3 separate regions of the Mus musculus genome follow, and regions 1 and 2 are each linked to region 3. A link is a loop called in an ENCODE intact Hi-C map of the cell type or tissue named here. Cell type or tissue: heart. All regions are shown on one strand. Region 1 holds the start of Gm34201 (a long non-coding RNA gene). Region 2 overlaps Gm34201 (a long non-coding RNA gene). Region 3 holds the start of Gm41370 (a long non-coding RNA gene).

Region 1 (8,000 bases), 770 kb before region 3:
TCTATACTGTCCCCATTACTTGTCTGATGGCTGATTCATGAGGCCACTATTTTGTGGTGAACACAAGGGTCGCCGATATGGTCACTGACTTTGTGAGCATTCATGGTGGAATAGGAGAGGCAGTCAGACAGAGACCAACCATCCTAATATCAGATAATGCATGCAGAAATGGGTATGACTGGCCTCTCTGACTTTCCATGGCAGCTGTGTGTGTGTGTATGTATATATATATATATATGTGTATATATATATATATATATACATATACATATATATATATATATATATATATATATATATATATATAGTGTGTGTGTGTGTGTGTGTGTATGTGTGTGTTGTTGTTTAATATTGTCAACCTGACTGGATCTAGAACCACCCCAGAGACAATCTTCTGATAGTGTTTGTGAGAGGGATTTTCTTTCTTTCTTTCTTTCTTTCTTTCTTTCTTTCTTTCTTTCTTTCTAAGGATTTATTTATTTATTATATGTAAGTACACTGTACTGTACTTACATATAATACATGGAATTACATATAATAAATAAATGTACTTACATATAATAAATATAAACAGCTACACTGTAGCTGTCTCAGACATCCCAGAAGAGGGCATCAGATCTCATTACAAGTGGTTGTGAGCCACCATGTGGTTGCTGGGATTTGAACTCAGGACCTTTGGAAGAGCACTCAGTGCTCTTAACCTCTGAGCCATCTCTCCAGCCCCCGTGAGAGGGATTTTCTAAGTTGTGTTAATTGAAGAGAGATGAGCCTAACTATGGGTGGCATATATAAAGGAGAGAGCAAGCCGAACACCAGCATTTGTCTCTCCCTGCTTCCTGTCTTGAGCTGCCTCAAGCTCCTGCCACCATGTCTTCCACACCACAATCAACTGTGCCCTCAAACTGTGGCCCAGATAACCCATCCCTTCCTTTAGTTGGCTCTGTCGAGATGTTTTTAAAACAGCGGTGAGAAAATTTACTGATGCGGCATCTGAGTAAGAATGAAGTAGGAGAGGCTCCGTGGCCTGCTGGGGAGGTGGGTGTCAGTCAGCTGAGGGCCTTTGAAAACCTGAACTGAAATCACACACCACAAAAAGCCATTCTTTTGGGGGTGGGGGGCTCAGTATGGGTTTTTAGTACATTTATACTAACTGTAGAACTTTTTTTTTTTTTTTTGGAGTTTTTGAGACAGGGCTTCATGTAGCCCAGGCTATCCTTGAACTCACTGTGTAGCCAAGGATGACCTTGAACCGCTAAGACGACAGACGTATGCCACACTCATCTTAGATGCTACTAGGGATGGATAGGGATGGACCCCAGAACTTCATGCATGCATGCATGCTAAGAGAGTGCTTTACCAACTTAGCCACATACATCTTTTCATGTCTCTAGATATCAGAGGTGAAGAGTAACCTCCTTACCCCACCCTAACCTGGCTATCACTAACATGAGTTTTGCTTCTATGGAGTTGCTCACTCTGGACATGTCTGCTCTCTGGGGTCTGCTCCACTTGCATCCTTCCCTACCCGGGTCCTACTCTCTCTCTCCAGGATTCCTTGATCTCTATTGATTCCCTACTATGGGGGGGGCATAACTTGGTGCCTCTGGGTCTCCCGTAGGCTGCCGTGCTCTTGGGTTGTGCTCTGCAGGATCTGCACGCTTGCTTTTGACACTGAGCCTCAGGCTTGAGCTCTGCAAATAGCTCGTGATTGATGATCAAGCCACCTTGTGCAAAAACACCAACAGCCCATCTCGCCAGGGAGGTCATGAAGACCCAGGGAGGGGAATGGAGGTGAGTTAGAGTGGGAAGGTGTTGGGGCTGGGATTTGAACCGGTGTCTGACTGTGTCGCTTGTGTTTGAGCTGTCCTCTTCCAGCCCTCTTCTCCTAACTGTCGGCAGGTTGGAGAGGTGGCCAGAGGTCCATTTCCAAAAGTCAGTGTGGAGCATTGCCGAGAGCAGAGTGTGGGCTCTGCCACCATGTCTCCTGTCTATCTGTGTCGGAGACGGGTATGCATAATGGAACTAGTAGCCATGTTTGTGAATTCTGACTGGAGATCAGGATTGAGATGAGCCAGCCTCCAGACTCCCATAAGCCATCTTCGCTTCAGTTCTCACCCGTAGATGACCGGGCTGGAGCTGATCAGGGTGTGGAAGGCTCTCAGGAGTCCTGGCTTTAGATCCCTTGCCCCCTCAAGAGCTCATTTCACTTCCTCTAAGTCTCCTCAGTCACAGAATGACTGACAATAACTAATTAGAGAACAGCATGGGGGCGGGGAGGATGGCTCAGTGGTGGGAAACTCCTGAGGACTTTAACCCTGCCTGATACCTGCCCCTTCCTACCTAGAGAGCCCTATCACAGCACTGTTCTCGGTTTAGGTGTGCGTTGCCTTCCTTCGATCCGCCACTAGAGGGCACCAGTGCCCTGCAGATGCAGGTTTTGACACATGGCCTGTCGATCCAGTTCTCCAACCTCACTGCTTGGCCCAGCACTTTCCAAGACTTCAGCACAGAAAGGGTGCTTGCTCCGAGGCAAAGTTGGGGCACCATACTCTTGACCACACTCTGTATGGTCACCATTTGGGAAACTTCCTGCTGGGCCTGGTCTAGGGTTAGGCTGGGATGAGGTTTGCTTAGGGCCAGCCACCCAGGCTGTGGAAGCAGATAGGGAAGCTATGGATAAAGAATAAATGTTGTATATAGACTGGGGGATTTTTTTTCCCAGCCGCAAAGCAGAACAGAGTTAGGCTGCTAGCAAGAAAACACACACAACTGGAGATGATTGTGCCAAACACAAGTCCACTTCAGAAAGAAAGGTTGTGTGTTTTCTCCCGTTCATGGATCCAGGATTTTATTATGTAGATGTATAAGTACATAGGTATGGACGATGAGAGATAGCTGGGGGCAAACAGGACCAGTGGGCAGGGCGAGAAGCAGCTCTTTAGCGGGGTATGGCAGGATAAATTGTACTGAGTATATTACATACTGAAGTGAAAACCTGTTTACGGATCCCAGTGTAATGAAAGGAAAAAACGAGACAAAAAAATCAAAACACCCCCAGACCTGCAGACACCTTGATTTGTGTTTCTCGTCCCCAGCGCTGGCTGTGAGGAAATTCATTTCTGCTTAAGAAAATAAATAAATCGGGCGTGGTGGTGCATGCCTTTAATCCCAGCACTCGGGAGGCAGAGGCAGGTGGATTTCTGAGTTTGAGGCCAGCTTGATCTACAAAGTGAGTTCCAGGACAGCCAGGGCTATATAGAGAAACCCTGTCTCGAGAAACCAAAACCAAAAACAACAACAGCCGGGCGTGGTGCCGCACGCCTTTGATCCCAGCACTCGGGAGGCAGAGACAGGGGGATTTCTGAGTTCGAGGCCATCCTGGTCTACAAAGTGAGTTCCAGGACAGCCAGGGCTACACAGAGAAACCCTGCCTCGAAAAAACCAAACCAAACCAAACCAAACCAAAACAAAACAAAAACAAAAAACAAACAACAACAACAACAACAACAAAATCCAACAACAACAACAAAAAAAAAAGAAAATAAATAAAACAACCAACCTGGGGCTGGAGAGATGGCTCAGCGGCTCAGTTCCCAGCACCCACGTAGTGGCTCACACCTATCTGTAACTCTAGTTCCAAGGGATATGATGCCCTCTTCTGAACTTCATGGGCACCAGGCACATCCGTGGTGCACAGACATTCATGGGGGCAAAACACTCGTACACATAAAATAAGAATAAACAAGTCTTTAAAACTGAGCATAATACAAAACTTAGTATGCTAGGCTCATGAACGTAGAGAGTGTCAGGTGACGTGCTTCTGAGTGCTGTGCTTGGGGACTGACTGAGTCTCCTCCCTACCCACAGGGCGTGTGCCCACCACTCTCCAATCCCTCCCAGATGGGGGACAGGTCTGCTCAGAGCAGATGAATAAACTGAAGCTCAGGCAGGGACGAGAACTCCCCAGGGAGCCTCCTGTCTTCACCTGGAATCTTCTGTCCTGATGGTTCATTTCTCTCTTGCTCCACGGAGCCTGGGTTGTGATCTCTGTTCTCAGGTCTCAGGCCCCTCATCCAGGCCCCAATCTAGCCCATTCAGTGTAGGGGAGACTCCGTGGGTGTCTACAGAGCTCCCGACACTGAGCATCCACAGATAATGGTTGAGAGCAACATTGTGACTGTGGAAGCACAGGCCTTTTCCATTTTGGGGGATCTGGTTCTAGCAGACCTCTTGCAGCTGCCTCCTATGCCTTGGGCTGGAAAAGGCTCTGGAGCTGGGCCAGCAGAGGTCGCCATCACCCTGCTTGAGAGTGCAAGCCTTGGACCAGACTTCAAGTTGCAGGCATTTCAAATCAGCACTGTGTTAGTATGGTTCCAATGGATTGGACCAAAGTGACTGTTTTGTCCCTGACCAAGATGTGTCCTCCAAACCTGTGTCCTGCTAGGACCTGTCCCTTCTTGAGGCCTCTGTTTCCCACAAACTCTACTGGAAATGGGTCTGGAGACTAGGGTACCAGCCCATTAGACTGAACCCTAGCTTGGAGAGAGATAGGAATATTGTCAGTCCAGGAGATGGTGTTCAAAGGATCAGGTAGCGAGACATTGTCCCTACCGCACCCTGAAGTGATCTCTGCTGCACCTCCTTGCCCTCCATCACCTGTTCTGTGCCCTGGGGGAATGTCAAAGCCTAGGTAAGTGTTAGGTCACCTGAGTTCTGCACAGAGGAATTCCAGGGGGGAGGGGAGAAGGATGCCATTAGAGCCTTAGGCTACCTTAGCAGATGACCACAAGCTAAAGGCTTTAACTACATGGACTTATTTATCCACTGAGTTGTGAAGGCCAGAAGTCTAGTCAAGATCCAAAGGCTCTGCCAGCTCCTGTAGGCTGGGGCATCCCTTGGCTTATGGGTACATGGCTCTGTATCTGCTCCCACTTTCCTGGGTCCATCTGATGTCTTCTCCTCTGCTTCATTTAAAAAAAAAAACACTATGTAGTGTATGTGTGTGGGTCTGTGTTTCTCTGTGTGTGTCTGTGTATGTGTGCATATTTATGTATGTTTGTCTGTCTCTCTGACTCTCTGTCTCTCTGTTTCTCTCTGTCTCTGTGCCTCTTTCTCTGTTTCTCTCTGTCTCTGTCTCTCCCTGTCCCTCTGTCACTCTGTTTCTCTGTCTCTCTGTGTGTGTGTCTGTGTATGCATCTGTCTCTCTGTATCTGTCTGTCTGTCTCTCTATTTCTCTCTCTGTGAATGCATGTGTGTGTCTGTCTCTCTGTCTCTGTCTCTCTGTCTTTGTGTGTCTCAATTTCTCTGTCTCTCTGTCTCTGTTTGTCTCTGCCTTTCTGTCTGTTTCTTTCCCTCTCTGTGAGTGTGTGTGTGTGTGTGTGTGTGTGTGTAGGTCAGAGAACAACTCTCAGAAGGGAATCCTTTCTTTCCACCAAGTGTGTCACGGGGATCAAAGTTGAGCCATTCGCCATGGCTGTGTTCACCTTTACCCGCTGAGCCATCTCCCTGGCCCCCTCTGTCTTTTTCAAAGACACGGACCCCAAGATCAAGGGCCCACTTCACAGTGCAGGATGCTGAGACCAGGTCTTCAAGTTAAGGCCACATCTATCAGAGTTAAGAGTTGAATATTCAGCCCACCATGTTCCCAGGCCAGTCAGAGCAGAGCTGGCTGGAATCCAGGAACTGTCTCCCAGGGCCCATCCCTGCTTGCCGCAGGACCCTGTGTAGCATGAGGTGTGGCTCTTGCTCCACAGTGTCTATGTCTTCCATTTGTATCTATCACCCTGGCAGCAGTTACAGGTGTCTGTGTGTACGTTGGTCAGTCCTTCAGAGCCCCCTGCCCCTCGGAGCCTACCCAGGGGTCTCTATACCCTTTGAAACTCAGCTCTGGCTTAGAGCTGCATAGAAGGCTATTCAGGGACCCCTCCCAAATTTGGGAGCTACACCCTAGTTGCCCCCAAGACTCTGCTCACATAATATCTCCTTCTGGAGACCACCAGCATCCCTCGGGTGGCTCATTCTGCTGTGTGTTAGACTGGTTGTCCCTTGGCGGGGGTCTGATTCCTGGGCCCAACATGGCCCAGCAGTGGGTAGAGCCTGTGCCATATGAGTAGGGCAGGTGATGTGGAGGTTTGAAGGCTATGCCTACTGGGCAGTCTTCTTACTTTGAAGACTTTGAACTTGGGTTCTGAGTCTGGTGTCTGCCCTCTATGTGTACTTAAAACCCTATCCTGGGGTAGTCCCTTCAGTGCTCAGTACAATGGAGGCTCTTTACTGCTGATCTGGGTGGTATGGAACTTTATTCAAACTATCCCCTCCTTTGTATAACGAGTCACGGTGGCCAGGGGGATGCCGCCAAGTTGAGATGTCACTGAGTCCTAATTCCATCTGTATGGTACTATTTGAAGATTGTTTTAGGTGGGGAGGGGTTGGCATAATTTTGATATCCCATTTACTAATACAGTCATTCTCATCCTTGAAAATGAAAGCACGTTCCATTTCTGGTTGCCAAAGACCCAGAGTGTCTGTGTATGTATGTCTTCATGTGCTCGGGATTATCTGGTTTGTCCCCCAAGGTGAGTTTTCTGAGTTAAGCGGGTTGTTGGATACAGGTCCATCCCTAGAGCCAGCAATTAGCACTAGAGGAGAGACAGCAGGTGCCCAGGATGATGTAACTCAGTTGCCAGGTAACAAGGGTCACCATAGCAACGGCTGTCTCCTTGGAGTAGTAAAAGCCTTGTTGCCCCACCATCCCCATCTTGAAGACTGGAATGAGGAGTTGACTGACCACTCGGCTGTCTGTCTTCTTGGATTTTTCACCACCTTTTGCCTACTTTGAGCCTGGGGTGGCTGCCTTGGGGTGAGAGGTCCCTGGGACAGAGCTAGAACCCTGGGTCTGCTCCTGGCTTTTCTACAGATTCTCTTGTGTTTCAGCCTTGTTGTGCCTCAGTTTCCTCAAATGCAGATGCTAGTCTCTGCCTCAGTTCCCCCATTTACAATGTAGCAGACCCCTGGGGTGTTGCAGAGACAGAGGTGGGGTGGTAGACTCATCTCTCTTTGCCCATCTCATCTCTACCTCATCTCCTGGTCCTCGTGCTTGCCTTTCTTGTAACAGCAATTCTGCTGCAGACATCTAATTACGCGATTTTCTGCCATCCCTATTGATGTCAGTGTGTATCTAGACTCTCTCTCTCTCTCTCTGGACCAGGTGCTTAGCTTGTTTCTGTCACCCTCCCCATCTTAGCTAGAGTTCCTATTGCTGAGATAAATACCACAACCAAAAGTAGCTCAGGGAGGAAACGGTTCATTTCCGCTTACAGCTCGCACTCCATCATCCAGGGAAGTCAGGGCAGGAACTCAGGGCAGGAACCTAGAGACAGGAGCTGACGGAGAGGCCATGGAGGATGGCTTGCTCAGTCTGTTTTTTGTTTTTTTTTTTCCATAGCACTGTAGGATCACCTGCCCTGGGGTAGCACTGCCCACAGTGAGCCAGGACCTCTCATGTCAATCAAGAAAATGTTTTACAGGCTTGCCCAGAGGCCAGTCTGGTGGGGGCATTTTTCTCGATTGAGGTTCCCTCTTCCAAAATGACTCTAGCTTGTGTCAAGTTGATGCAAAACTGGTCAGCACAGCGTCCATCCCTGGCTAGCTACCTCTCTTATGTTGCAAGCCCCTTCTCTGTGCCTGTGTTTCCCGGTGTTGCAGCTGAAGGCCAGTGCACCTGTCTGCTGAATAATTGCTCAGGATAAGGAGACACCAACCTACCTCAGCCCAGCACAGCACGGCAATGACAAGTGAGTGAACATTACTTGAGGACAGGCCGCTCACTTCCTATAGCTTCAGGTTGCTTAGTTGTCCCTGGATATGGGGCTATTGGAAGAACCAACAATCACGAGTCTCCACCCAAGACTGGCCAGAGCCCATGCTCGGCTGCAGAGAGAGTACTGACTTGCAGCTATCTCTGTCCCAGATCCTGGCCCCCATATCCTTCCTGCTGTCCC
Region 2 (8,000 bases), 760 kb before region 3:
TAGCTGGAGATGAGGTACAAACATACAAAGGTCAGGGCACCTGCATCGGTGACTCACAGGCACAGTGACAACGGTGGTGGTTCAGAGCTGTAAAAGGAAGCTGGGCTGACCTGCACCTGAGGAAGAACGTGCCAGTCTCAGGGTGGAGTCACCAGAACACCGGCTACGCTTCAGCTGCAGGTTCCCCTGTCCTTTGTGAAATTATGGCGCACACCTGTAATCCGAGTATTTAGGATTGAGCAAGGAGGACCAAGAGATCAGGGCCGTTCTCAACTGCATAGCTGGCCCACGTGAGGCCAACTCAGAAATCAGCTGGGTAGATGGATCCTTGGTTAGTGCTTACTATTCGACTGTGAGGACCTGAGCTCCGATTTCACAGCACCTATATATAAAAGCTGTGGGTGGTGGTGGTGGTGGTGGTGGTGGTGGTGGTGGTGGTGGGGTGTGTGTGTGTGTGTGTGTGTGTGTGTGTGTGTGTGTGTGTGTGTGTGAAACAAGCAAGTCTCTGAGCTTGATGCTAAGCACTCCAGCCAAAACAGGGTGCCCCAGGTTCTCTAAGAGGCTCTTCTCTGAAAGCAGACAGGACTCCGTGAACAAGCCTGAGGCTCTGAGGCTCAGAGACAGGACTGTTTCCCTGTCTTGCCCTGGTCCTCTCAGTTGCTAGAGGTTCAGTCTTCGTGATGGTGACTGACTGTGACCCATTCCATCATCCTTGAAGCTCCCCCCTGCCCCCCAGCATCTTCCATCTGAGCTTCTCCTTCTATCTTGCCAGTATAGTCACACTAGTTACCTGTTTGGGCATCCTGCTGGATCCTCCTGCCCTAAAATTATCAGGCCCTCTTCATCATTCTGGCTCAGCTGTGGACCTGGCCCTGATTTCACTACTGCAGGGCAGACTCACTCTCTCCCAGCCAGCCTGTTCAGGTAGGGGCGGAGTCACAGCTGCTGCTGGGCAGGCAGAAGGACTGTGTGTTCCAAACTTGGCTTTCCTAGAATGACCACTTACCTCCTGACCTTCTCAGAGTATCACCCAAGATTAAAATCTATTACGAATGAGGAGCTACAGACCTAAAAGCACTCTGAACATCTCCTGTGTGGCAGGAGGAGGCAGCGGGGAAGAGGAACTGGGTGCTGGGTGAGCTGCTTCCCAGAGACTGCAGAGGCCTGGCTGGCTCGGTGCAGAGGGTGGCAGGCCCCTGTCCTGGTGCCATTGTCCTTTTCATTTAGTTTTATTATTTTAAAAGCCTTTGTCTTGCTGAGGTAGGGTCTCTCTGTGTATCTCTCGCTGGCCTGTAACTTGCTTCGTCATCCAGGCTGGCCTTGAACTCATAACAACCTGTCTTCCTCTGCCTCTCAGTACTGGGATTAAAGTTGCACACCACCATATCCAGCTCGCCACCGGCCTTTTAGAAGACCCAGGTGCTGGCCTGTGCACCAGGAAGCCCTAGTTTTCAATAACATCTGCAGCTTCTTGTCTGCAGACAGATGTCTACAGACAGGCTCTTTGAGTCTGAACTTCTGCTAGCACAATAACCCACAAAGTTTCTAGGTTTCTAGGAGTCAAGATCTCATAAAATAATGAAAAAGGAAGTGCAGGGTCCCATGGGGAGCACCCAGGTAGGGAAGCCAGGCTGGTGTTGACTCAAGCTCCAAGAACCTTCTGGAGGTAGCAGGGCTTGGGGCTGCAGAGGGGAGAGGGTCACCCCTCCTTCTGACATTCCATTTTAATAACATTCCACGTGTTCTAATTAAACCTTCTGTGCTCCCTTTGAAATACTAGCAATTACAAAGATGAATAATTGCATAATAAATATTAATTTGCATCATGGTAATGAGGCCCAGAAGCATCCTGCTGTTAAGTGAGAATTTAGCTCTTTCCCCTCCCGTGGGTGGGGGGTAGGGGAAGAGGTGGGGACGCTCCAGTCCAGGAGGGACTCAGCAGGGATCCAAGCTACCTCTGGGCTGCAGGGATAGGCTGTGCTGGATACTCAGAAGCTAGAATTCCACCTGTCTCCACAGTTCAATACAACGCGAGTGTGCATGGCTGCCTTTCTCTGGGCCTAAATAAACAACTGTGGGCAAGGTGAGCACAGAGGTCCCTGCTGACTCCAGCAGTCTAGGGCATGACTGGAAGTTTCTGAGTTGTGTTAATGAGATGCAGCCCCACCCCCACCCCTATTCAGTCTTGCCAGTTGTCACCAAAATAGCCAGAGATGGAGGGCCATGAAGTTTGCTTTGTCTGAAGGGACTGCTCATGTAAGACTCTGACAAGCCTTAGCTACCTGGGAACCTCGCCCCCCCCCTCCCCCGTGGACCACATGGAGCCGGAGATTGATGCAAAAGCAAGAGGAATTTATTGTTCCAGCACTCCAGTGCACTGGGGCCGTCCCACAGTCCCACATTCAAAGGAGAGGTGATGACCCCGGGCAGCCTGTTCGGCCAGTTTTTATACAGTTTCCAGGGGTGGAATAGAGCAACAGCAACTAGGCACAATATGCCTGGCAGAACAGTATGACTTTTAAACTGATTGGTCCTTAGGGAATGAGGTAGTAAGGGCTTCCCTCATCTGCAGGTGGCTGGTGGTCAGTCCCCACTGTGGTCTTTCTGAGGAATGTGACCAGCCTCTCCCTTCTGGAGAGGAGGGCACCTACAAACTCCATGATCTCTTCACTGAGGACTGTCTTTTTCCTATGAGCTTCTGAAATACTGCCTCAGGGAGCCTAGTGATGGAGGACTGGAGTGTCTTGCTCTCTGAGGAGCCCAGGCCCGCGTTCAGGAGACAGTGGCCATCCACTGGATGCTGACTGGGGAGTGAGCCCTTTGCCTTTGCATATGCCAAGCAGGTGCTCTCCACCAAATCTGCCTTCCAGGCCCCTAGGCCCAAGCCTGGCCTCCCGGGCTGTGCAAACCTATGGACTGAGTACAGATCTGAGAAGGACCCTGGGCACACATCTCTCCTCTGGTGACCCTGTACTTCCATGTTAGAAATGGTGAAACTCTGCCTGCTCCTCTCTGGTCAGACAGTTGTAACTTTAATTTGGCAAAGCTGTGACCCTTGTGCTCAGAGCCTCCCTCTGTGCTGGGCCTATTGGTCAGTTTAGTTTGAAAGGATTCAATCCAGGGTTGGTCCGGCCATTTGTTTTGGAGTCAGAGGTGAGGCTGAGTGTCACAGTGGGAGCCTGTGGTAGAGGAAGAGAGCTACTCACCACATGGATGGCAGAAGCAGAGGGGGGCAGGGGAGAGGGACTGTACTAGACCCCACCTGCTGAAGTTCCCACCATCTCCAGTAGCCACTTAGTCTAGGCACATATCATCGGAGAAGTCCATGGATAAGACCATCATGATACAGTTGCCTCAAAACCCTCTGTTAGAGTTCAAGTCAACACACAGGTTTCCGGGGTGGTTTCTGGATCCAAATCCCAGCGTCCCATGTCTGCTCAGTGGAGTCTCTAGGAATTAAGTCACCTCAAGAGAATGCTTCCAGAGTACACAGCTGCCCCTCGGCCTTTCATCCTTCTAACCTCTTTCTCTCTGGATCCCCTGCTGAGCACACCAGAGCAGTCATATACACGATGCTTTCTACAGACTCTCAGTCTCATCAAAGTTATAAATCCACGTCTGTGGGTTTTCCTGGTATAGAAATGTAAAAATATCCCTTCCCTTCCAGACGGACAGGAGCTATGGCCTTCCACCCTGATCTCCCTGGACTCTGCTTGGTGCAGCTGTGGCTCCCAGGATCCTCTAGGCCTCTTGTTCCCTACTCTACCTCCTTTTAACCTAAGAAATCTCCATCCCCGATGCCTGCCGGTTGCTGAAGCTGGTGAGTCCTGCTGCAGTTGTGGGGCCTGAGGGTAGCTTGGGAGAGGGGGGGGGCTCTACCTGACTAGGGTATAGAATGTGGGGGAGGGGTGTGGGGAGAAGTCCAGCTGGGGAAGTGCCTGCTGTGCAAATGTAAGGGCTTGAGTTGGAACCTCCAGCAGCCATGTTATACCCAGGCTCCTGTATGTAACTCCAGTTTTGGGGCGGGGTCTCTCATGGGTCAGTTCTCCTAAGGGAACTGATGGACTCCTGCCTTTCAAACTCGGGGTGGAGGGTGATTGAGGAAGACACGCGCACTCTCCCTCCACCTCTAGTTTCCATGCGCACACTGCAGGCACGCAGCCTTTTGTGTGCATGTGCCCACACGAATGCATGTGATTAAGGGGTATACATGCCCTTCACACGTAAGCACCCACATTTACCCACAGTACGCGTCCTGGTTGTGAGGCACATACCTGTTGATGTGTTAGAATGGCAGGGTAGCGCCAAAGCAACATGCTAGGCCCAAGCGGTTCCACGTGGAAGAGGTTTTATTGGAAGGGAGAGACAAAGGAGTGGTGGAGAGAGAAGAGGAGGCGAGAAGAGAGGGAAGAGAAAGAAAGAAAGAAAAAGAGAGAGTGAGGAAGGGGCGTTCTCCTTATTTATAAGGAAAATGATGTAACACAAATAAGAGTGGGAGGTAAACCCAGTGAGTGATGGGAATATGGTGCCTGTTGCATCATAGGTTTGAAATGCCCTGATGCCAACACCTGTAATCCTGGCACTTGTGTGGAAGGCAGAGGCAGGAGGATCTTGCGTTCGAGGGCAGCCTGGACTGCATAGTGAGTTCAAAGTCAGCCTGTTTCACCCTGAGGTTCTCATGGGGACCAGGCCATGTGGGTCACAGTGGTTTATGACCACGGGAAAGTGTCAGGAAGCAGGGAAGGGATGGAGGTGGGGGAATCTGCAAATAGCGAGACAGGGAAGAAGTTGCAGAAGTGGGTTCAGGACCTTTGGAAAATTCCACCAGACTCCTCCCCTCCTGGAAGAGAAAGAGCACTTAGGCACCCCTCCCATCTGGAAGGGAGAGGCTATTTACATTCCTCAGACCACAAGGGGGCGCGGTGGGGAACCGACCGTCGGCCACCTGCAGGTCGGGGAGGCCCAGAGCAGGGAGACACAATGTGGACCTACAGACAAGGGAAGTCCTTGCCACCTTATTCCCTAAAGACCAATCAGTTTAAAAGTCACACTGTTCTGCCAATCACATTGTGCCTAATGGCTGCTGCTCTGAAAATTGTATAAAAACTTGCCAAACAGGCTGCGTGGGGTTGTCCTCTCTCTCCTTTGTGTGCAGGGCAACCCCAGCATGCTGGAATAATAAAATTCCTCTTGCTTTTGCAATGATCCCCGGCTCTGAGTTGTTCACTCAAGGGGTCTCAGAGTTAAGGCTCATCAGAGTCTTAGAAAATCAGCAGAGGACAGAATTGCAGAGAATAAGACTGAGAGCAGCAGGGAGCCTCAGAAGGTCCAGAGAAGGGTTAATTTATACAGCAGGGGATTCCTGAAGGTGCCAGGGAAATGGCAGACCAGGCTGGCCATCAAGTGGTGCTTAAGAAGGCCAGGGACATGGGGAGGTGGCTGCAGCTGTCCCCAGCACAGAAGAGCTCCTCTCCTCCAGGGGAACGAAGAGTTTCCTGAACTCAGCCTTAGGGTCCCTGGGGACAGTGGGCTGCTTGGATGCCAGCTGGCATGGTGTAGGTCAGTGGTTCTCACTTCCCAATGCTATGACCCTTTAATACAGTTCCTTGTGTTGTGGTGACCCCCCATCACAAATTGCTACTTCATTAACTGTAATTTTGCCACGGTTATGAATCATAATGCAAACATCTGCTATCCAGGGTATCTAATATGCGGATCTCCAAAGGGGTTGCGATCCACAGGTTGAGAACTGCTGGTTTAGCGGATATATTCCAGGTGCTGAGGTAGGTGAGGGCTCCTTTCACCTCCCAGAGCTTCAATTGTACTGTCTATAAAATGGACCAGTTTCCTCACAGGATCACTGGGAATACCTGCTTTTCTTCTGTCCATCAACTCTCCTGGAGTTAGTCTCAGGGGGCTCCCGTGTACCTAGCTCGAGGGTTTGACCTGAGCCTCCGGGTCTGTCTGTCTGTCTGTTTGCCTATCTGTTTGTGTTCCTGTGCTGTTACAAGCTCTGGGATGGACAGGATACAGTAGGGATAGAGAGCACCTGAACACCCCTGTGCTGGCCAGATCCTCTCCTTCAGCTTCCCTGAGACCTTACTGCGCGGAAGTCCTGCCCCCATTCTAACTTGGCAGGGCCGGAGGGGAAGCTGGTGCAGAAATTCCAATCAAAGGCGAATGTGTCCTGGAGGGGCTCTATGCTCTCCCTGCCCTGCTGGGTCACAGATACTCCAGGTGTGTTTGTGTCTGAGAGATTGCTCCAGGGTTTGAAGCTTCTGATATTTCCAGTGGGATTGCTAGTTTGGCTTGCAGGGGCCTCCTTCCCCGGTTGGTGTCCGCACCGTGGCCCAGAGCTGGGAAAAGAGCTTCAGAGAACTCTGACTTGCTTGCTGTCCAGCTTCTGTAGGGCCTCCCCTGGTGTGGACAATCGCTTCCTCGCTGTCTGCGTTTCAGATGTAGTCTCCTATGATCTCTCCCCTCACAGCCACTGCAGACCGCCGCAGGAGGCAGACCTGTGACACTCATTCTCCAGCTATTCCAGCATGTGCACCTTGGCCCGGCACAGTTTTACCTCTGGCTCTTGACCTCTTCTTCTGATGGCTCGTTGTGAGTGACTGGCCCTCTGAGCCAAGCGACTGTTATCTTGGGGAGTTCTGCTGCAAAAGGCTGATCCCAGAAAGGCTTGCTGACGGTTTGCAGCCACTATGGAGGGGTGGAAAGTTATAAGACCCTCACCTGAGTATCCAGACTATCACCTGCTGTTTGTGACTCTGCCTTAATTGCATGTGACAACAGGGAAGGGCTAGAGGGACCAAGGAAGACTAGGGGAGAGGGCTCCATCTATGCATCTAAGGGAAAGCTGTTGGGTAAGGGCTGTCTAGGTGCTATCTGTTGGGGGTAGCAATGCCCACACCCCTGCATGTAACCCCTCACCTGTGTTGTGTAAGGAAGGCCAACTTATTGGCTCCCCAGAGAGAACCTTGGTGGAATTGCGCCTCAGTTTACCATTGGGGCCTTAGGAGAAGGGGAAGCCATTGCTTATGTCTCTCCCTGGGGAGAAACTTTAATATCATGGCTCCACTCCAGATCTTGCTGATCCCAGCAGGCAGGCAGAGGGCCACTCTGAGGCCTTTACATCTGCTGTGTCTCCCCGAAACTTCTGAGAGTTCACATCATACGTCTCTCCAGGCTGAAGTCAAGGGGAAACTCCCCAGGCACCCCCAGTAGTCCTCCCTTCTTCCCTCTCTCTTTTCTTACCTTCCTCCCATCTTCTGTCCTCCCTTCTCTCCTCCCTTCTCTCCCTCTTTTCCTCACCATGGGGTTCTGTGGGGTGGTGGCAGAAAGACTTCTCTACTCTGGGGGGTTAGCTTTGGCTGTCCTCAAAGTTTTGCCTGCTGATTATGCTGTATTTGTGCTTCTCACTGGCATCTGTGCCTCCCACACACGGGCCAGGCAGGACCTTCAGTGCCAAGACACCAGTGCCTACAGAAGGCACTGGTCCTGAGTGTAGAGATCTACATCTGACTCTGTAGCGCTTCAATCTGCCCTGCAATCTCCAGTCGTACCTGTAGGGGGCAGCCTTGCACCGATGTGGACAGGCCTATGAGGTCCATTTGCCAGGATCTGGTGTAGTTGACAGGTGGGGCAGCTTTGCAAAGCCCTTGCTTGTTCCGTGGTTACTAAAGTCAAGTGCATTGGGCCACAGGGAGCATGGTGCCATCCCAGCTGTCCATTGCTGTCCTGCCCTGCCCTGTTGCCGACTGCTGTGCTGTCTCTACCTGCACGCTTGGAGTCTCTGTGCAGGGACTGGGCTGCTCCTGGACAGCCCATTGGGCCAGAGTGTCACTTGTGGCTGCACCCTGGCTGTGCCTCTCTTCAAGATGTCAGAAGATAGTGAAGAGGCTGCTTCTGAGGGTTGGAGATGTTTACCACTAAACGCGGAGCTCCTGTCACCATGGCAACATCCCAATCTCCTCAGATCCCCACATCTGCCCAGC
Region 3 (8,000 bases):
CCAGGCTACACAGAAAAACACTATCTTGAATAACAAACAAACAAAAAAAAAAGAGATTGATATTATTGTATGTGTGAGTATGTGTCTGTGTTGCCATGTGTGTGTGCGCACTGGCAAAGACCAGAAGAGGAAGGCACTGGATCCTCTGGAGCCTGAGTTGCAGGTGGTTGTGAACCACCCAGTGTAGGTCTGGGAATTGAACTCTGTTCTCCTGCAAGAGAAGCAAGTGTCCCTAGCCACTCAGCCATTGCCAGGCCTGCACAGTCTCCACGGTTCCAGCCAGGATCTCAGTGTTTTTGGTAGACAAGAACCAGCTAACCCAGCCGGGCTTGGTGGCGCACACCTTTAATCCCAGCACTCGGGAGGCAGAGGCAGGCAGATTTCAGAGTTTGAGGACAGCCTGGTCTACAAAGTGAGTTCCAGGACAGCCAGGGCTATACAGAGAAACCCTGTCTTGAAAAACAAAACAAAAAACAAAACAAAACAAAACAAAACAAAACAACCAGCTAACCCAGAAATGTATTGTAGAAAAGAAGTTACCCTCCTTCAAAAGTTTAAAAACAAAACAAGATAGGATGGAGGGCTCGCATTGGCTCCTCTGAAGGTACATTTGGAAGCGCAGTCGTTAGGAATATGGTGTCAGCAAGAGAGTGATGGAACAAAATGGGGAACCAAGAAATGTACCACATAGATGCAGCCAGCTGATTTCCAATGTGGACAAAGACAGTGGGTATCTTAAGCTTTCTAGTGCTGGGATGAAACACCTTGACCAAAAAGCAAGTTGGGGAGGAAAGGGTTTATTCAACTTACACTTCCACATTGCTGTTCATCACCAAAGGAAGTCAGGAATGGAACTCACACAGGGCAGGATCCTGGAGGCAGGAGCTGATGCAGAGGGTGCTGCTTACTGGCTTGTTCAGCCTGCTTGCTTATAGAACCCAGGAGAAGGATGGCCCTATCCACCATGGGCTGGGCCCTCCCCCATTGATCCCTAGTTGAGAAAATGCCTTACAGCTGGATCTCATAGAGGCATTTCCTCAACGGAGGCTCATCCCTCCTTGATGACTCTTGTCTCAAATTGACACATAAAACCAGTCAGTACAGTGGGTTAGAGGAACAGTATCTGTGTGTAAAATGTGAACCTTAGCACACCTCACACCAAAGGATGAGGCCGGGACTGCACAGGGGTGTGAAGCAGAACTAATAAGTGAGAGACAATCCACTCAACCTCAAGTTTGAAAGCATCACCCGCAGAGTCAGCATTTCTTCAACAGGGCAAAATACCCAAGAAGGAGCCCTTCTAAGAAAGCAAGGTTGATTTTGGCTCACTCGCTCAGAGAGGGTCCATTGGCCTGGTTGCTTTGGGCATGTGGCATGGCCGAGGGAGGTTACTTACCTGTGGCAGCCAGGAAGGAGGACCGTAGCTGGGTTCCCAAGACCGGCTTCAACTATATATCTACAGTGAGCTAACTTCCTCCTCCTAGACCCTGCCTCCCAGTCCAGCCAATGGCTGATGACCACCTGTCAATACGTGAGGCTCTGGGAAACACCTGCCTCAAATGATAACCATATCCAAAGAACAAGAAAAGAAAGGAAGGAAGGAAGGAAGGGAGGGAGGGAGGGAGGGAGGGAGAGAGAGGGGGGGGAGGGAGAGGGAGGGAGAGAGAAAAGAAGAGGAAGAAGAAGAAGGAGAGAGAGAGAGAGAGAGAGAGAGAGAGAGAGAGAGAGAGAGGAAGGAAGGAAGGAAGGAAGGAAGGAAGGAAGGAAGGAAGGAAGGAAGGAAGGAAATCAAGCTTCATCAAAAATTTCAACATTTGCTCTGAGGATGGGACTAAAAAGACCAACCCAGAGACAGGAAAAAGAGACTTGTTTCTAGAATATTTAGAGATTTTTAAATAGGATCAGCAAGAGGCCAGAGAGATGGCTTGGTGGTTAAAGCACATGGTACAAGCAAGAGGAGCAGGGTTCTGACCCCCACGGCTCCCTGCACCTGGTAGTCACCTGTGATTCCAGCCCTTAGGAGGCGGGGAAAGGAGGCCCAAGACAGCCACGTGCTCTGGTGAGTCCCCAGAGACTGGTTCCCTGCCACTGTCTCAGCAGGGCTGCAGAGGGGTACACCTCAGTAGTAGAGTGCCTTCCTTCTCCATGTGTGAAGTGAGAAGGAAGGAAGAGGGGGAAGGAAGGAGGGCCCCAGAGACTGTGTACTGAAGCAGCTCTGGCAGTGTGGTGACATTGTGAGGTGACAGCTTCAGAGGGCCACGCCCTGTGCAGGAACCCTACTGTGGTTCCAGTGGTTATGGTAGAAGTTGGTGGGGTTCCTCAGACAGACCAGGATTCAGAAGTTAAGGTCCCAGGACAGGATGCTGCAGGCCTATGAGTCCCTGGGCAGGGGACTTGTCTGAGGTCATGGGGACATTGTTATTGCACACCTGCCCCAGGCCACTCCTCAGGCCTTTTCTGCCCCAGGTCCGTGGCTTTATGATGTCAGTCATATCCCTTTTTCTTGACACCTGTTCTATGTCCACAACTCCTTCCAGTGACCAGCAGCCACATCTACTGCTGTCCTGGACTCTCTGGAGCCTTTATCCTCACATCTACCTTTATCAGTCTTCCCTCCTAAATCTGTTACAGCCACCACCAGCCTTTCCATCATCCAAGCCAGCCAGACTCTTTGGGAAGTGTTAATGGCTGTGGAGGGGTCCATACAGAGCTGGATGGGGGGTTATGTAAGACAGATGGAAGGACAGAAGGATGGGTGACTTGATGGGTGGGTGGGTGGGTAGATGGATACATAGAGTGATATCCTGAGGGGGCTGGGTAAATTAATGGTTTCATCAATAGTGTATGGTCAGATGAGTGTATATATGGACAGCTTTGTTGGTGCACAGATAGATGGATAGTCCTGTGGACGAATAGATGGCTAGCTGTCTGGCTTTATAGCTTGATGGGTGGATGGATGGGTGGGCAGATGGATGGGTGCTTGTTTTCTGACTGAGTAGATGGATGGACATATGAAAGTATGAATCATCAGGTAAGTGTTTGACTGTGGAAAGATGAATAGTTGGATGGACAGCTAGCAATAAATGGTAGAAGTTTTGTAGCTGGGAGCGACTTTGAGACCAGGATGCTGCTCTTAGGCAACCCATGAACCTTTTGCCTTCCTATGGCTGGGTTGGCCATGTCATATTCAGGAAAACCCAGCACTTCGGCCACACCACAATGCTTTGTTTAGAAGCTCAGACATCCAGTCCTGCCCATGATGTCTGTAGTCCCTGTGCCCATGAGGGGTGGGATGGGGTGAGACAAGCAGAGAGTAGTCACATGGGGGGGGTCTTTAGCCACTAGGTCTTGGAGTTCTTCCTCCCTCTGCCCCCTCATAACTCAGGGACACACCCACAGGACGAGCAGCCAGATGGACTTAGCCTTTTCTTTTTACAAAGACTTTATTGTCTGACATGCTTGACAAAAAAAATTACAGCCACAATCAAGTTATGCCAAAATGATTGAGGAGCAGGCCGCCATCTTTCAAATCTTGAGGACTTCCAATGAATTTTCTCTTCAAGACAGCTGCCTCCACAGCTTTTCTTCTCCACATAAAAATATGCCGCATTCTGAAGATGCCCTAGGAAAATTTTTTTAAGTTTATAGTTCTTGGTCCATATAGAAACTGTGGAGCTGAGAAAGCACATGGGAGATGTATTTTTCTCTGCCCCAAACACGCCATGCATCTGAGGCACCGAAGAGAGACCTTGTAAAATGTCCCACACACCAGGACCACTTGGCCCAAGCAAGATTCCTGCAGCCCTGTGTCCTGTGGGGCACAGTTGCCCCTGGCCAACGTAGGGCACCAAAGGTGGCCTGGGAATGCATCCCAGAGCCCAGCTCACTCACCCGCAGAGAAAGAATTGGGAGTGGGCCTCACAGGATGCTGGGATGCTGAGCCAAAAGCTCAGGATTCCTGATGGTCTGAGGGACTCGAGGTTGAGAATGAACAAGAGCCAGTTTTGAAAAGGACCCTTCCAAATGAAGCGAGACTCTCCACCCAGGCCCTGCTTTGCAGGGAGAGAACTCCAGTGGTGATGGGAAGGGTGTGAGGCCAGAGATGGAGGCCCAAATCCCACTGCTGCCCCCTTTGTGCTGTGCATCCTCAGGCAAGTGACCTCTCCTCTCAGTGGACTCATCTCTGTAACAGGGCAAGAGTACCTACCTTGCAGGAATGTCTGTAGATAAAACAAAATTATACCGAGTAAAGGTACCAGGATATCTGGTCCCCAAGGCTGGAACCAGGCCAAGCAAGTGAGGCCCTCGTGTCTGATGCATGACATAAAGGGTGTAAAACATCAAGAGTCGGGACAAATAATACTATTTTAGTGACATGTTACTAAGAATCGGAATGAGTGCAAAAAAGAGTCCACAAAGAACAAATATGGGCATTTTAAATAGACAGTGATGGACTCTGCCTCCCCCTGACTCAGGGCCCGCTGGCTCTGTCCTCTGCAGATGGGTTCACCCAGGCCTAGCTCAAGAAAGGCTGCAGCCAGAGGTGGAGCTGCCATCAGCACCCGGGGTGGCTCTGTAACTGCGCCACCTCCCGGTTACTGGTGGTACTGACAAGCTTCCTGGAACCCTCGGAAGGAAAAATCAATCACATGGAGGATGGAGCTCGTTGTAGATGCTAACAACCTGGTTAGGTTTGGAGAAGCACACACATGCCACAGACATGGGGCATGTACATGACCAGGCATAGGTCTCAGCCCACAGAATCCCCTGGCCATCGTGATCTACAAAGTAGTGTGGTCCCAGATGATCTAAGATGGCCTCACTGTGATGAGTAACCAGCAGGTTCTGGCCACCCAGAAGAACAAAGCTCCCCTCCCCAAATCCAGGTTCTGAGCCAGAAGCTGGAGACACTCAGCCATTGTCCACATTGGCAGCAGGGTCCTGAGGAAGGAATGGGGGACTAAGCCAAGCCATCTGCTCTAGGCCTGGCCGGGGGCTGTCGGAATTCCTGAGATGTCCCTGAACATTCCCAAGACCCATGCACGTAAGGAACAAGTCTATCTCCTTTCCTCCAGCCAGAGAAGAGCTGCCCGAGCCTAGGCCATACACTTCCGCAACCTTGGGGCTCACAAGCCACACACTTGGGTAGCTAGACATCTTGTATAAAACTTCCCAAATTCCATCCGAGAGCAGCGGCTTCTCAAAGCCGGAGGGTGTCTTTCGAACCGAGCTTCTGTCATTTCCCAAGTGAGACAGGGCTGTGAGTGTGTTAGGCTCTAGAAAAAAGGGGCAGATGCACACACAGAACACAGAGATGAGCCTGGTGGCCCTGATGGGACTGTTCAAGGTCCCAGCAGCAGGCGGCAGAAAGCTGACAAAGGCGATTTCTTTTATCCCAAGGATTCTACTCGTTGCTGGCTGGTCCCGAGGCCAAATGGACTGTCCAGGCTGTTCTGCATGGGAGGAAGTGGGTTAGGGGATCCAGGCTCTTGGCCAGACATACAGAGCTGACATGGGTAGGCAGAACTGGAGTGGGTAGCAGTCAGGAGTTCCGGGGTGTGGGCAGGTCGATGACTATGGGGGGATTCACAGGCTGATAGTTCACAGTGCACACCGACGCGTTCACATAGGTGGTGGTCCCGTCTGCCATGACGCCATACCCTGGAAAGTAAGCACGCACCTGTCAGACCATTATCTGGAGCTTTCTGGTGAGTGGCTGTGGCAGCTACAGGTGTTCTGCTATAGCGGGTGGGACATGTCTGGGGCAAGCTACAACAGTTCTCATTCTTGGGTCTTTTTATCTGTCAAGTGGAAGCGATAATAGGTCCTTCTGAGCCTGCCAGGTGGACCAAGTAAGTTCAACGCCCAAATGCAGTGCTTAAGCCAGTGCACATCACAGGAAAAGCACATAGCAAGTCAGTCATCACTATCCTCACATCGTCTTCCTCAGCAGGTGTCATCAGCATGGTCTCTATGGCCACTGTCAGCAGAGTAGATGTGACTAGGTATAGGCACCTGGTTTCCACAGTCCCCAGTATCACCATCTCATCAGATATGATCAGGTGTGTTCGTGTGCTATGTCCACGAACTGCACTGATGTCATCATGACATCTTCATCCCCATCATGATGACATCATCATCCCCATGCCTAGCAGCAGCACTATGCCCTGAACTACATCACTACCATCCTTGTTGCTATCCCCAGCACTGCCATCATCACCATGACATCATCGCTGCCATCATGGTAACATCATCATCGCTATCTACAGTATCACCACCGTCAACACTACCACTACCTCTTCATGACCACTGTTGTCAACACCATCATTATCATCTCTCCATCAACACTAGTCATCACCATCCTTGTGACAATCACCACACTACCATCACCATCACCAAGACCCTCTTCCTTACAAGTGTTTCCCTGCCATGACATCACTACCATACCCACTATCTTCTGAGTGTCACTACCACCACCATCTTTGTCACCACTATCATTACCACTGTGATCCTCCTCCTCATTATCATCTCTGTTCTCCTCACAATCACCATGGTGACCACTGTCACATTTCTGTCTTTTATTACATGCCCTCTCCACCAACTCTGCTTGCTGAAGTCCCTTCTTCTGGCTCACACCAGAAGGGACGCTCTCCCTTTCTTCTCTGGAGTACCATTTTGCCGATACAAATATGCATGGTGGTGTTTGGGTCACTGGCAACCTTTCATAGGTTGTCCCTGAAGGCCCATAAGAGAGCCCAGGAAGACAACCAGCATTGTAAACTCACTGTTCCTGAGCTTCCCCGGGAGCTCCAGTGCTCTGCCTTTGATGGCTGCCTGCTGCCCAGCCATCTGAGACCATGTCCAGAGACAAACGTGCTCTACTCTCCTGACACCCAAGAACAGCGCTCAGAGGTGCTCAAGAAATGGCCAGGGTTTATTTACTTCCAAGTTATAAAACTCTTAGATGAACTAGATGAACGCAGCGTGGAGTCCCAGGTACCATGGTCCAACCCCACAGACAGGGTGAGCAGACCAGTAAACAGCAAGGGTTTGCATCAGATGTTGAACCTGGGCTCCAGGAAGAACACTTGAGGACTAAGAAGGTAAGCTGATGAGCAGGGATGGGCTGGGGGTGGGGGCAGTGTGAGCAGCCAGGACTGTGAGCCACCTGTCCATGGTGCGGACATCCCCACCACTTCAGTGAGTACACCTGCTAGCCAGCAGCATTGAGGTGCTAACCACAGCAGCAATGCCTGTGAAGTAGGCTATGCATGGGCCACAGAGCTGGGCTGTTTCTTGCAGAAGTCAGAGAGGGAGCTAGTGAGCAGGATTTGGTAGAGGCATCCCATGTGAGATTCCCTGCCCTCCTGCCCACCTACTCACCTTCATGGATGTGGCCAAAGACGTGCAGCCGTGGCTGGACCCGCCTCTGGACTGTGTTGAGCAGCTCCACACAGCCCACACGCTGCATCTTCTTGGGGACCCAGTCTAGAAAGCCTGTGTGGGGAGACAAGGCGTTGAGGGGGTCAGCGGGAATCTTGCACCTCAGGCATCGATTAGCGCAGACTTGGGTGGGACCTGAAGTCATGCCCCAGTCCCAGCATAGATCCTCTCTCCCGGTACAGCAAGTTCCAGAACTATGCCTCAGAGAAAAGCCTGTCACAACGCAGCTCCTGGAGGCACAATCTCTCTTCCTTGGCAGGGCTAAGAGACTCTTTTACAAGAGCCCACGGGAGGCCAGGCACCTGGGTCCAAGTGCATAGAACCACTACAGATCTGAGCCTGCAGCTGCTGCAGGGGCTGTTTGGAGCTACCCAATTGTAGAAGGGCAAACTGAGTCCATGGTATCCCAGTGGCTGGAAGCAAAATGGAGCCTCCATAGCCTCCGAGGGAGAATTTCCCATTCAGAAACTTTCTCTACAAAACCCACGGAAGCTGTGGTCTAGCTCTGTTGTTGCCTATCTGGCATGAAGCTCTGGGGCACTGTATATGTGTTAGGG

The links. Hi-C counts contacts between places; a loop is a spot of excess contacts. Peaks named below come from ENCODE experiments on the same cell type or tissue, not always from the same donor. Only the 100,000 strongest peaks of a DNase experiment are listed, where the experiment ranks them.
Region 1: a loop joins it to region 3, with 3 times the contacts of the local background. A loop is called at or near these places in 8 of 42 quality-filtered maps.
Region 2: it touches region 3 in a loop (3.0-fold over the local background); 4 of 42 quality-filtered maps call a loop at or near these places.

Annotation. Positions count from the first base shown.
Region 1 is chr15:84,626,179-84,634,178 of GRCm38, reverse strand. Gm34201 (a long non-coding RNA gene) reads left to right here and starts at 6,740. Exons shown (of 4, transcript XR_384298.2): 1 at 6,740-6,859; 2 at 7,705-7,793. In heart, CTCF peaks have their summits at 2,400 (motif pointing right) and 4,275 (motif pointing right); a DNase peak (open chromatin) is centred at 2,398; H3K27me3 peaks cover 2,596 bases.
Region 2 is chr15:84,614,013-84,622,012 of GRCm38, reverse strand. It overlaps Gm34201 (a long non-coding RNA gene), which reads left to right. Exons shown (of 4, transcript XR_384298.2): 3 at 3,668-3,820; 4 at 4,544-4,591. Among named protein-coding and RNA genes, the nearest start is that of Gm34201, 9.4 kb to the left of the region's middle. In heart, a CTCF peak has its summit at 4,916 (motif pointing right); DNase peaks (open chromatin) are centred at 4,883 and 7,602; H3K27me3 peaks cover 4,254 bases.
Region 3 is chr15:83,853,909-83,861,908 of GRCm38, reverse strand. Mpped1 (metallophosphoesterase domain containing 1) reads right to left here. Exons shown (of 7, transcript NM_172610.3): 6 at 7,384-7,497; 7 at 3,435-5,661. The coding sequence ends at 5,543. It overlaps Gm41370 (a long non-coding RNA gene), which reads left to right and starts at 5,760. Exons shown (of 7, transcript XR_003951468.1): 1 at 5,760-7,103. Gm41372 (a long non-coding RNA gene) reads right to left here and starts at 2,729. Exons shown (of 3, transcript XR_875516.3): 1 at 2,002-2,729. In heart, a CTCF peak has its summit at 4,600 (motif pointing left); a DNase peak (open chromatin) is centred at 4,588; H3K27me3 peaks cover 1,361 bases.